2 separate regions of the Homo sapiens genome follow, and region 2 is linked to region 1. A link is an interaction called in ENCODE POLR2A ChIA-PET data of the cell type or tissue named here. Cell type or tissue: A673. All regions are shown on one strand. Links, peaks and the distances in the headings refer to the core of each region. The heading gives the core; the rest is flanking DNA. Region 1 overlaps MEI1 (meiotic double-stranded break formation protein 1). Region 2 overlaps MEI1 (meiotic double-stranded break formation protein 1).

Region 1 (5,380 bases), core at 152-5,151:
TTAGAGATGGAGTCTCGCTCTGTTGCCCAGGCTGGAGTGCAGTGGCGTGATCTCGGCTCACTACAAACTCCACCTCCCAGATTCATGCCATTCTCCTGCCTCAGCCTCCTGAGTAGCTGGGACCACAGATGCCTGCCACCATACCTGGCTAATTTTTTTGTATTTTTAGCAGAGACGGGGTTTCACCGTGTTAGCCAGGATGGTCTCCATCTCCTGACCTCGTGATCCGCCCATCTCGGCCTCCCAAAGCGCTGGGATTACATGCGTGAGCCACCGCGCCCGGCTGGGCATTAGAATTTTTTTAAAGCTTCCTAGGTGAGTCTAATGTGCAGCCTGAGTTGAGAACCACTGATAATAAATCAAAGAAGGCCAGGCATGGTGACTCACACCTATTATCCCAGCACTTTGGGAGACAGGCAGGAGGACTGCTGAAGCCCAGGCATTTGAGATTACCCTGGGCAGTACAGACCCTGTCCCTACAAAAAAATTAAAAAATTAGCCAGGCATAGTGGCATGTACCTGTAGTCCCAGCTGCTTGAGAGCCTGAGTGGGAGGATTGCTTGAGCCCAGGAGTTCAAGGCTGCAGTGAGCTATGATCACACCACTGCACTTTAGCCTGGATGACCCTGTCTCTAAACAAAGCAAAAGCAAAATCAAAAGAAAAAAAAAAAAGAAGCCAGAACTCCTTTAGTTTAGATGTGCACACATAGTTGTTTTTTTGTTTTGTTTTGTTTTGTTTTTGAGACAGAGTTTTTGCTCTCGTTGCCCATGCTGGAGTGCAATGGCACGATCTTGGCTCACTACAACCTCCGCCTGCCGGGTTCAAGCAATTCTCCTGCCTCAACCTCCCGAGTAGCTGGGATTACAGGCCTGCACCTCCATGTCCGGCTAATTTTGTTTTTCTAATAGAGACGAGGTTTCTCCATGTTGGTCAGGCTGGTCTCAAATTCCTCACCTCAGGTGATCCGCCTGCCTCGGCCTCCCAAAGTGCTGGGATTACAGATGTGAGCCACTGTGCCTGGCCTGTGCACACATAGTTAAATGGAAGAAATAGAAAAGTATAATACCAATTAGCCCAGGCAAATCACTATCCTGCACTGATTGAGTAGAAGGGCCATGGAAGGTGGACTCTGGGTTGGGGGTGCCTCCTGGTTAGTAATACTGTTGTGTCTGTTCAGTCCTTATTCAGATCACAACGCAGCTGAAGCTGGAGCAGACTATCCGTTGCCTGCTGGATGAGTGCCACAAAGAGGTCAGAAAATAGCTATGGGTTCTTGAGTCTCTCAGAATCCTCAGATGTCAGAGCTGGGTCAACCCTTTGAACAAATGAGAGATTGAAGTCCAGGGAGGAAAAGGAGCTTTCCTGAGGTCACTGAGTTGGTGGCAGAGTCAGAGCTAAGGCCTGGGTCCACTGATCATGCTCCAGTGTTCTTTACAGCTTTCTTCTTTCCCCTTTCAATCTCCCAAATGTTACCTCCATGCAATGAAGTGCCATCTTTCTGGCATAATCATCCCATGGTTCATTTTCCGTGACTTCCTAATTATAATACAGATTTCCTTGATGAAGTTGTCAAGGAAATATGTTCTCTATGTCTTGTTTTGGTGGTTTTATTTAATTTTGAATTGTATACATTACTTAGTACTGAAGGTGTTTGGTTCTATCAGCTTACTTTGTACTGAAGGCGTTTGCTTCTATCTGAGGTAAGCATTGAGTGGATATGGTATGTTTAATCTGCTTTCTTCAGTGTAGTCAAAGAAATTAGTTAGCCAGGCACAATGGCTCACACCTGTAATCCCAGCACTTTGGGAGGCTGAGGTGGGTGGATCACTTGAGGTCAGGAGTTCGAGATCAGCCTGGCCATTATGGTGAAACCCCGTCTCTACTAAAAATACAAAAAAAAAAAAAAATTAGCTGGGCGTGGTGGTGCATGCAAGTAATCCCAGCTACTGGGGAGGCTGAGGCAGGGGAATTGCATGAACCCAGGAGGTGGAGTTTGCAGTGAGCTGAGATCGCACCACTGCACCCCAGCCTGGGTGACAAAGCAAGACTCCATCTAAAAAAAAAAAATATCAGTTAAAGAGCAGCTTTTGTGTTGTATTTAAGACTGAGGAATAATATCAGAATAACTTTTTATTTAATTTGCAGAAGGAAAACAAATGTTTATCTTGTTAAAACCATCAAGAACATTTCATTATAAATTATATTTCAATTATATCATAGTTATTTTACATATGATTAATATGTCAGATTGAATTTATAATTATATATATCAGTGCTTATGATTATGATGAGATGATGCCACTTAACATTTATTGAGCACTTTCTATGGGCTAGGGATTGTATGAGGTGGTTTATATGTAATATCTCATTCAGCCCTATCAACAACCCTATAAAGCTGTTACTATTATTATTTCCCACCAGAGTTAAGAATCTTGCCAAAAGTGGTATGACTAGCTAGTCAATAGAAAAGGTAAAATATGGACTATTGACTCTCCCTGTAAAGCATGAAGCATAGTGCCTGGTATACAGAGAATGTTCAGTAATAGGAGCTATAATAACTATGATAACAATAATTTTTTTTTTTTTTTTGAGACGGAGTCTTTCACTGTTTCCCAGGCTGGAGTGCAGTGGCGCAATCTTGGCTCACTGCAAGCTCCGCCTCCCGGGTTCACGCCATTCTCCTGCCTCAGCCTCCCGAGTAGCTGGGACTACAGGCGCCTCCCACCACACCCGGCTAATTTTTTGTACTTTTAGTAGAGACGGGGTTTCACTGTGTTAGCCAGGATGGTCTCGATCTCCTGACCTCGTGATCCGCCCGCCTCGGCCTCCCAAAATGCTGGGATTACAGCGTGAGCCACCACGCCTGGCCAACAATAATTTTTTTTTTTTGCATCGAGTCAGTGTTCTGTCTTTATGACATTTCAAACTTTTGTCCCCCAACTTCTGGTTCTATGGAGGCAAAATATGTAGATTTTAATTCAGTTTAACAAACATGCACTGAGCTAGGTACTGAGGACTCTGAGAGGACTCAGTCCCTTTCCTCTGGGAGTTCCCAGTCCAGTGGGGGAGCTGGACACTAAGCTAAAAAAGCTGATTGCTGACTGTGGTGAGAGACACATGCAATACAGGCATTGGTGTGGGTAGGGAAAGATCAGTTTTGGTGGAAGATCTGTCCTGATCCTAATTGACAGAATGGAGCATATTCACTTTCTGTAGCTGTGTAACATGCCCTCCATGCGAGGCAGCCTGGCCACCCTGACCCTTCTTGGCAAGTTGGTGGATGCCATCCCTGCTCTGGCAGACGAGCTTGTAATGGAGCATGGTGAGTGACCTGTGGGAGGAGCTGCCACTACCCTTTTACCTGCTTTTATCATACTGCCATTTGGGTGTCCCATTCACTCTGTACACCTGGGAAGTCATTACTTTCCTGCTTTAGCCTTCAGTTTCCCCGTCTGCAAAATGTACTGTATGTCGGTCAATTTGAAAAAGGTCAGTTTTTTGACTCTATTCTTGGACTATTTCCATTCATTCTTTTTTTTTTTTTTTTTTTTTTTTTTTTTTTTTTTTTTGAGACGGAGTCTTGCTCTTGTTGCCCAGGCTGGAGTGCAATGGCGCAATCTCGACTCACTGCAACCTCCACCTCCCGGGTTCAAGCGATTCTCCTACCTCAGCCTCCCGAGTAGCTGGGATTACAGGCATGTGCCACCACGCTGGACTAATTTTGTATTTTTGGTAGAGACGGGGTTTCTCCATGTTGGTCAGGCTGGTCTTGACCTCCCAACCTCAGGTGATCCGCCTGCCTCAGCCTCCCAAAGTGCTGGGATTACAGGCGTGAGCCACCACGCTGGCCTTCCATTCATTCTTTTTTTTTTTTTTTTTTCCCTGAGACGAGTCTTGCTCTGTTGCCCAGGCTGGAGTGCAGTGGCGCGATCTCGGCTCACTGCAAGCTCTGCCTCCCGGGTTCACGCCATTCTACTGCCTCAGCCTCCCGAGTAGCTTGGACTACAGGCGCCTGCCACCATGCCTGGCTAATTTTTTGTATTTTTAGTAGAGACGGAGTTTCACCATGTTAGCCAGGATGGTCTCGATCTCCTGACCTGCTGTTGGACCCGCCTCAGTCTCCCAAAGTGCTGGGATTACAGGTGTGAGCCACCACGCCCGGCTCCATTCATTCTTTAACACAAATTAATTAAGTACCTACTATGAACCTTCCTTTTGGATGGAAGGAGGAATTCTGGAATATAGAAGCACTTTTTTCTGTCAGTGAAATGCAAATAAATATCTCCCAGAGGATTTACCAAAGGGTAAATAACTTCTTTAAGTTGGTTTCCCCTTTTTAAAAAAATTAATAATAATAATAATAATTTTTTGAGACAGAACCGGGCTACAGCGCAGTGGCATGATCTTGGCTTACTGAAATCTCTGCCTCCCAGGTTCAAGTGATTTTCCTGCTTCAGCCTCCTGAGTAGCTGGGATTATAGGCGTCCGCCACAACACCAGGCTAATTTTTGTATTTTTAGTAGAGGTGGGGTTTCGCCATGTTGGCCAGACTGGTCTTGAACTCCTGACTTCAAGTGATCTGCCCACCTCGGCCTCCCAAAGTGGTGGGATTACAGCCATGAGGCACCATGCCCAGCCTAATTATTATTATTTTTTAGAGACCAGATCTCACTATGTAGAGCAGGTTGGTCTCAACCTGCTGGTCTCAAGTGATCCTCCCACCTTGGCCTCCCAAAGTGCTGAGATTTCAGGAATGAGCCACTGCACCTGGCTTTCTTTTTCTTTTTTCTTTTCTTTTTTTTTTTTTTTGAGTTGGAGTCTCGCTCTGTTGCCTAGGCTGGAGTGTGGTGGCATGATCTCGGCTCACTGCAACCTCTGCCTCGTGGGTTTCAGCGATTCTCCTGCCTCAGCTTCTCAAGTAGCTGGGATTACAGGCGTGTGCCAGCATGCCCGGCTAATTTTTGTATTTTTAGTAGATGCTGGGTCTCGTCTTGTTGGCCAGGCTGGTCTCGAACTCCTGACCTTAGGTGATCCTTCTGCCTTGGCCTTCCCAAGTGCTGGGATTACAGGTGTGAGTTACTGTGCCCAGTTTGGTTTTGCCTTTAGATTAAGCATGCAGAAAGCATTTTTTGTGGGGGATTATAGGGACTTACCATTACTACCCCGTTAGGAATAATAGATTGGAGTTTCATATAGCAGTTGACATTGTGAAATTTCCCTTGGCTCCTTGGTTGTTTTCTGGACAGGCAACCTGATGGAGCATCTGTTGAGAGGCTTAGTATACCCCAGTGAGGGCATACAAGCTTCTGTCTGTTACCTTTATGGGAAGCTATACTCCTCACCAGTGGCAGCTGAGATGCTTTCAGGACACTTCCGTGA
Region 2 (5,380 bases), core at 133-5,132, 53 kb after region 1:
AAATTTAACATTGTATATAATATTGTGTAATCCTTAGTCATCAATAGTCAAATTTCACTATACCAAAATGTTCTTTTTTTTTTTTTTTTTTTTTTTTTAGACGGAGTCTTGCTCTGTCGCCAGGCTAGAGAGTGCAGTGGCGTGATCTCGGCTCACTGCAACCTCCGCCTCCCGGGTTCATACCATTCTCCTGCCTCAGCCTCCTGAGTAGCTGGGATTACAGGCACCCGCCACCATGCCTGACTAATTTTTTGTATTTCTTAGTAGAGACGGGGTTTCACCGTATTAGCCAGGATGGTCTTGATCTGCCCGCCTCGGCCTCCCAAAGTGCTGGGATTACAGGCATGAGCCACCGTGCCGGCCATACGGTTTTTGTTTTTTGAGACAGAGTTTTGCTCTGTCGCCCAAGCTGGAGTGCAGTGGCGCGATCTCTGCTCACTGCAACCTCTGCCTCGGGTTCAAGCAATTATCCTGCCTCAGTGCCCCAAGTAGCTGGGATTACAGGTGCGTGCCACCATGCCTGGCTAATTTTTGTGTTCTTAGTAGAGACAGGGTTTCACCATGTTGGCCAGGCTGGTCTCGAACTCCTGACCTTCTGATCCACCCGCCTCAGCCTTCCAAAGTGCTGGGATTACAGGTGTGAGCCACCGTGCCTGGCTTACAATTCCTTCTATATTTTTTAGTTGGAATTCTACTGTATGGACGTTTTCTTTCTTTTTATTATTCATTTTACTCAATATTATTATTATTTTTCGAGACAGGGTCTTGCTCTGTCACCCAGACTGGAGTGCAGTGGTGTGATCACAACTCCCTGCAGGCTTGACCTCCTGAGCTCAAGCAATATTCCCACCTCAGCTTCCTGAGTAGCTGGTACCACAGGCATGCACCACTGCATATGCCTGGCTAATTATTTTTATTTCCTGTAGAGACGGACTGGTCTCAAACTCCTGGGCTCAGGCAATCCCCCTGCCTTAGCCTCCCAAAGTGCTAGGATTACAGGTGTGAGCCACTGCTCCTGTCTCCAGTATTATTTTTGAGAATTACTCGTGTAGATTCACGTTGCCCTAGTTTATCAGGAAGTTGTTCTGATTAGAGTGAAAAGAAAGGTTAGAAGGGAGGTGAAAGAGTTTAGAAGGCAGAACAGGGACCATCAAGCTACTGGAGGCAGGGAAGCTCTTTGTTCTGGGCAGCTGGTTGGGCTAAAGAGGTGTGGGTAGAGGAGCACCCTCCATGGTCACTGAGGTCCTTGGTGAGCAATGGGACTGCCTAGATGAGGTAGTGCTGCAAGGGGCACCTTCAGGAGGCTCGTGGACGTCTTCCCCATAAAATTTGCCTGCTAGCTCCCAGGCCTTTCCTTGGCTTCTGTCTCTGATGTCACCTTCTTTATGTGGTATCTTTATGAAAAGGCTTCCTTGGTACCATTTACCTGTGAATGCCCTTTATGTAGAAGCAGGGTAACCTTGTATACATGCATTGTGCAGAAAGGCAGGACTCCTGGGTCCACATTCTCGTTCTGTTGCTAATGTTCTGGGCCTTCCTGGCGAGATCTCCTTCCCTTTCTGGGCCTTGGGCAGAGTTATCTCTGAGATCCTTTCTGATTCTCATGGTCTTTGAGCCTTTGTGGAAGCAGTGGAGGAGATACACACTGATGTGTGTTAAGGTATGTGTCTGAGGATCCCCAATAGCCAGAGTGTGGGTGTCTCTGTGGGGATGGATATTTCAGAGTGTCAGGCCTTACTTATGCCTGGAAACTCTTCCTTTTCAGCAACTTCATTGCAGTTTGATCAGCATTTCCTAAGCTGTTGAACACAACTCTATGCCGATGATTTTTTATTTGCTTCTCAACATTTCAGCTACTCAACCAATGTGGATTGACCACTTGACATGAGCTAGGTACCATGTGGGGCCCTGTCAGGTCTGAAATGAATCAAACAAGTTCCTTGCCCTCAGAGAACACAAGTTTGTCAGGAGAGACAAAAAGATCTCCTATGGGTCAGGCAGCTACAGTAATGAGTGCTCTCCTGGAGCTGGGGGACTGGTCAAGAACCAGCAAAGCATTATATAGCATCAGGAGAGGCTTTGTGGAGGAGATGGAGGAGGTGAAGGGAGAACTTTGAAGCTGAGAGCAGAGTATGATTTAATGTACAGAAGTGGGAAGATGCCCAATCTATCCATTCAAGGAAGGAAGCCTAGCTTAATGTGCCTTAGCTAAGTCATATGGGAGGTAGAATAGAGAGGAGCTGAAAAGGTAGACTTAAGTCTTTATTAACATGCTTGAAAATGAAATTAGGCCGGGCGCAGTTGCTCACGCCTGTAATCCTAGCACTTTGGGAGGCCGAGGCGGGCGGATTGACTGAGCTCAGGAGTTTGAGAGCAGCCTGGGCAACATGGTGAAACCCTGTCTCTACTAAAATACAAAAAATTAGCTGGGCGTGGCGGCATGCGCCTGTAGTCCCAGCTACTCGGGAGGCTGAGGCAGGAGAATTGCTTGAATCCTGGAGGCGGAGGTTGCAGTGAGCTGTGAGCTGAGATTGCGCCACTGCATTCCAGTCTGGGTGACATAGTGAGACCCTGTCTCCCAAAAAAAAAAAAAAAATGAAATTAAGGGAACAATTCCATTTACAATAGCATCAAGAAATTAAATACTTGGGAATATAACTTAACAAAGTATAAGGACTTTGTGTTAGTCAGTTCTCGCATTCTTATAAAGAACTACCAGAGACTGAGTAATTTATAAAGACAAGAGATTTATGTGACTCACAGTTTCACAGGCTATACAGGAAGCATGGCTGAGGAGGTCTCAGGAATCTTACAGTCATGGCAGAAAGCAAAGGGGAAGCTGGCATATCTTATATGGCTGGAGAAGGAGGAAGAGAGTGAAAAGGGAGGTGCTACAAACTTTAAAACAACCAGAGCTCATGAGAATTCACTCAGTATCACAAGAACAGCAACGGGGAGGTCCACCCCCATGATCCAGTCACCTCCCACCAGGCTCCTCCTCCAACACTGAGGATTATAATTTGGACATGAGATTTGGGCGGGGACACAAATCCAAATCATATCAACTTATATAGTGAAAATTTCAAAACATTACTGTTTTTCTCTAGTTTTTTTCTTAATTAAAAATCTAAATTAACAGACTGCATTCATGAATTGGAAGACTTAATAGTTTAAGATGGCAGTGCTCTCCAAATTGATCGGTAGATTCAATGCAATCTGTATCAAAATCCCAATTGTACTTTTTTGCAAAAATGAATAAGCTGAACCTAAAATTCATATGGAAATGCAAAATAGTCAAAACAATCTTGAAAAAAAAGAACAAAGTTGGAAGACTCATACCTTTTTTATTTTGGAACTTAGCAAAAAACTATAGTAATCAGGATAGTGTGGTACTGACATAGGAGTAGACATATAGATCAATGAAATAGAATTGAGAGTCCAGAAGTAAACCCATACATTTATGGTCAATTTTTGATGAGGATGCCAAGATAATTCAATGGGGGAAGATTTGTCTTTTCAGAAAATTTTCAGGAACAACTAGATATACACATGCAAAAGAATGAAGTTGGACTCTTAACTCATATCATACACAAAAATGAACTCACAATGAGTGAAAGACCTAAATGAGCCAAAACTGTAAAACCCATATAATAGCATATTAAGGAATTTTTTTTTTTTTGAGATGGAGTTTCACTCTTGTTACCCAGGCTAGAGTGCAATGGCGTGATCTTGGCTCACCACAACCTCTGCCTCCCGGGTTCAAGTGAGTCTCCTGCCTCAGCCTCCCAAGTAGCTGGGATTACAGGCATGTGCCATTATGCCCGGCAAATTTTTTATTTTTAGTAGAGACGGAGTTTCTCCATGTTGGCCAGGCTGGTCTCAAACTCCCGACCTCAGGTGATCCGCCCACCTCAGCCTCCCAAAGTGCTGGGATTACAGGCATGAGCCCCCACGCCCAGCCTCATACTAAGAAATTTGAACATTGTTATGGGAATGCAATGGGAAGAGGTAGGTTTGTGAGGAGTAAGAAATTATTCAACAAGGCCGGGCACGGTGGCTCACACCTGTAATCCCAGCACTTTAGGAGGCCAAGGCGGGCAGATCACCTGAGGTCAGGGGTTTGAAACCAGCCTGACCAACATGGAGGAACTCCGTCTCTACTAAAAATACAAAATTAGCCGGGCATGGTGGCACATGCCTGTAATCCCAGCTACTCAGGAGGCTGAGGCAGGAGAATCACTTGAACCCGGGAGGCAGAGGTTGCGGTGAGCCGAGATCATGCCATTGCACTCCAGCCTGGGCAACAGGAGCGAAACTCTGTCTCAGAAAAAAAAAAAGAAATTATTCAACATATCTCCCCTTCACCCCTTCTGTGCCAGGCCCTATGCTAAGTGCACAGATTAATCTGCCACAGTCCCTACCCTCAAGCAGCTTTCAGTCTAGTGTGGGAAGTAGACATGCACACTGACAATTACAACCCACTGTGGTACCATCATCAAGCTGGGTTTCTTGACCTCGGCACTATTAATATTTTGCACCAGATCATTCTTGTGTGATAAGCTTTGTAGGATATTTAGCAGCATCCCCACTCTCTCCCTACTAGATCCCAATAGCATTCCCCCAATCAAGATAGTAAAAAATGTCTCCAGACTTTACCAAATGTCCCATGGGGACAAAATCACCCCTAGTTGATAACTTCTGTTATAAGGTAAGTACAGTGGTATTTTCTCACTAAAGTGCCTTGGGATGAGCTAGCCAAGGTGTCCTGGAATACTGAGATGACAGTACATTTTTCCTAGTCATCTCTTGGCCATGTTGGGGTCTCTTGGGTCCTCTGCAAGGTGTATTTACCTCCTTTCTTTGTTTTGCCTCCAGACTATGGTCAGTGCAATCAGAAAATTCCTAGAAGGCATCCCAGACCTGCAGCTAGTCTATACTCACCATCCGCTCCTGCTCAGGTTCTTTCTGTTGTATCCAGAGCTCATGAGTAGGTATGGGCACCGTGTCCTGGAACTTTGGTTCTTCTGGGAAGAGAGCAGCTATGAGGAACTGGATGATGTCACCTCTGCTGGGCAGCCCGCCCTTCCTGCCAGCTTAGTAGTCCTGTTCCAGTTGCTCAGAAGCATCCCCAGCATCCTGCTCATCTTGCTGGTAGGCAACCACTCATTCATTTCTACATTCAGAAATCGTGGGCCTTCTCTCTCTGAGAGCCGGTTTACTGAGGTCAGGAGGCACCCACATCTGCTTCAGCCCACCTCCAGACTTATCACTGTCTGCATGTGAGTTGGAGGGGTGGTGGTCTCTTCTACTTGTAGGTGCCTAGTTTCTGTAAATCCATACTCTTTCCTAAGTCTAATGGAAGTCTACCAACTGAGAGATG

The links. Peaks named below come from ENCODE experiments on the same cell type or tissue, not always from the same donor. Only the 100,000 strongest peaks of a DNase experiment are listed, where the experiment ranks them.
Region 2: POLR2A ChIA-PET joins it to region 1 with 7 read pairs; 7 of 35 experiments call an interaction of 5 or more read pairs at or near these places.

What each region holds. Positions count from the first base shown.
Region 1 is chr22:41,712,824-41,718,203 of GRCh38, forward strand. MEI1 (meiotic double-stranded break formation protein 1) reads left to right here. Exons shown (of 31, transcript NM_152513.4): 4 at 1,179-1,252; 5 at 3,218-3,323; 6 at 5,248-5,380. Among named protein-coding and RNA genes, the nearest start is that of MEI1, 16 kb to the left of the region's middle. In A673, for the core only: no CTCF peak of the experiment used is centred there; no DNase peak of the experiment used is centred there.
Region 2 is chr22:41,765,811-41,771,190 of GRCh38, forward strand. It overlaps MEI1 (meiotic double-stranded break formation protein 1), which reads left to right. Exons shown (of 31, transcript NM_152513.4): 20 at 4,876-5,151. Among named protein-coding and RNA genes, the nearest start is that of CCDC134, 32 kb to the right of the region's middle. In A673, for the core only: no CTCF peak of the experiment used is centred there; a DNase peak (open chromatin) is centred at 2,861.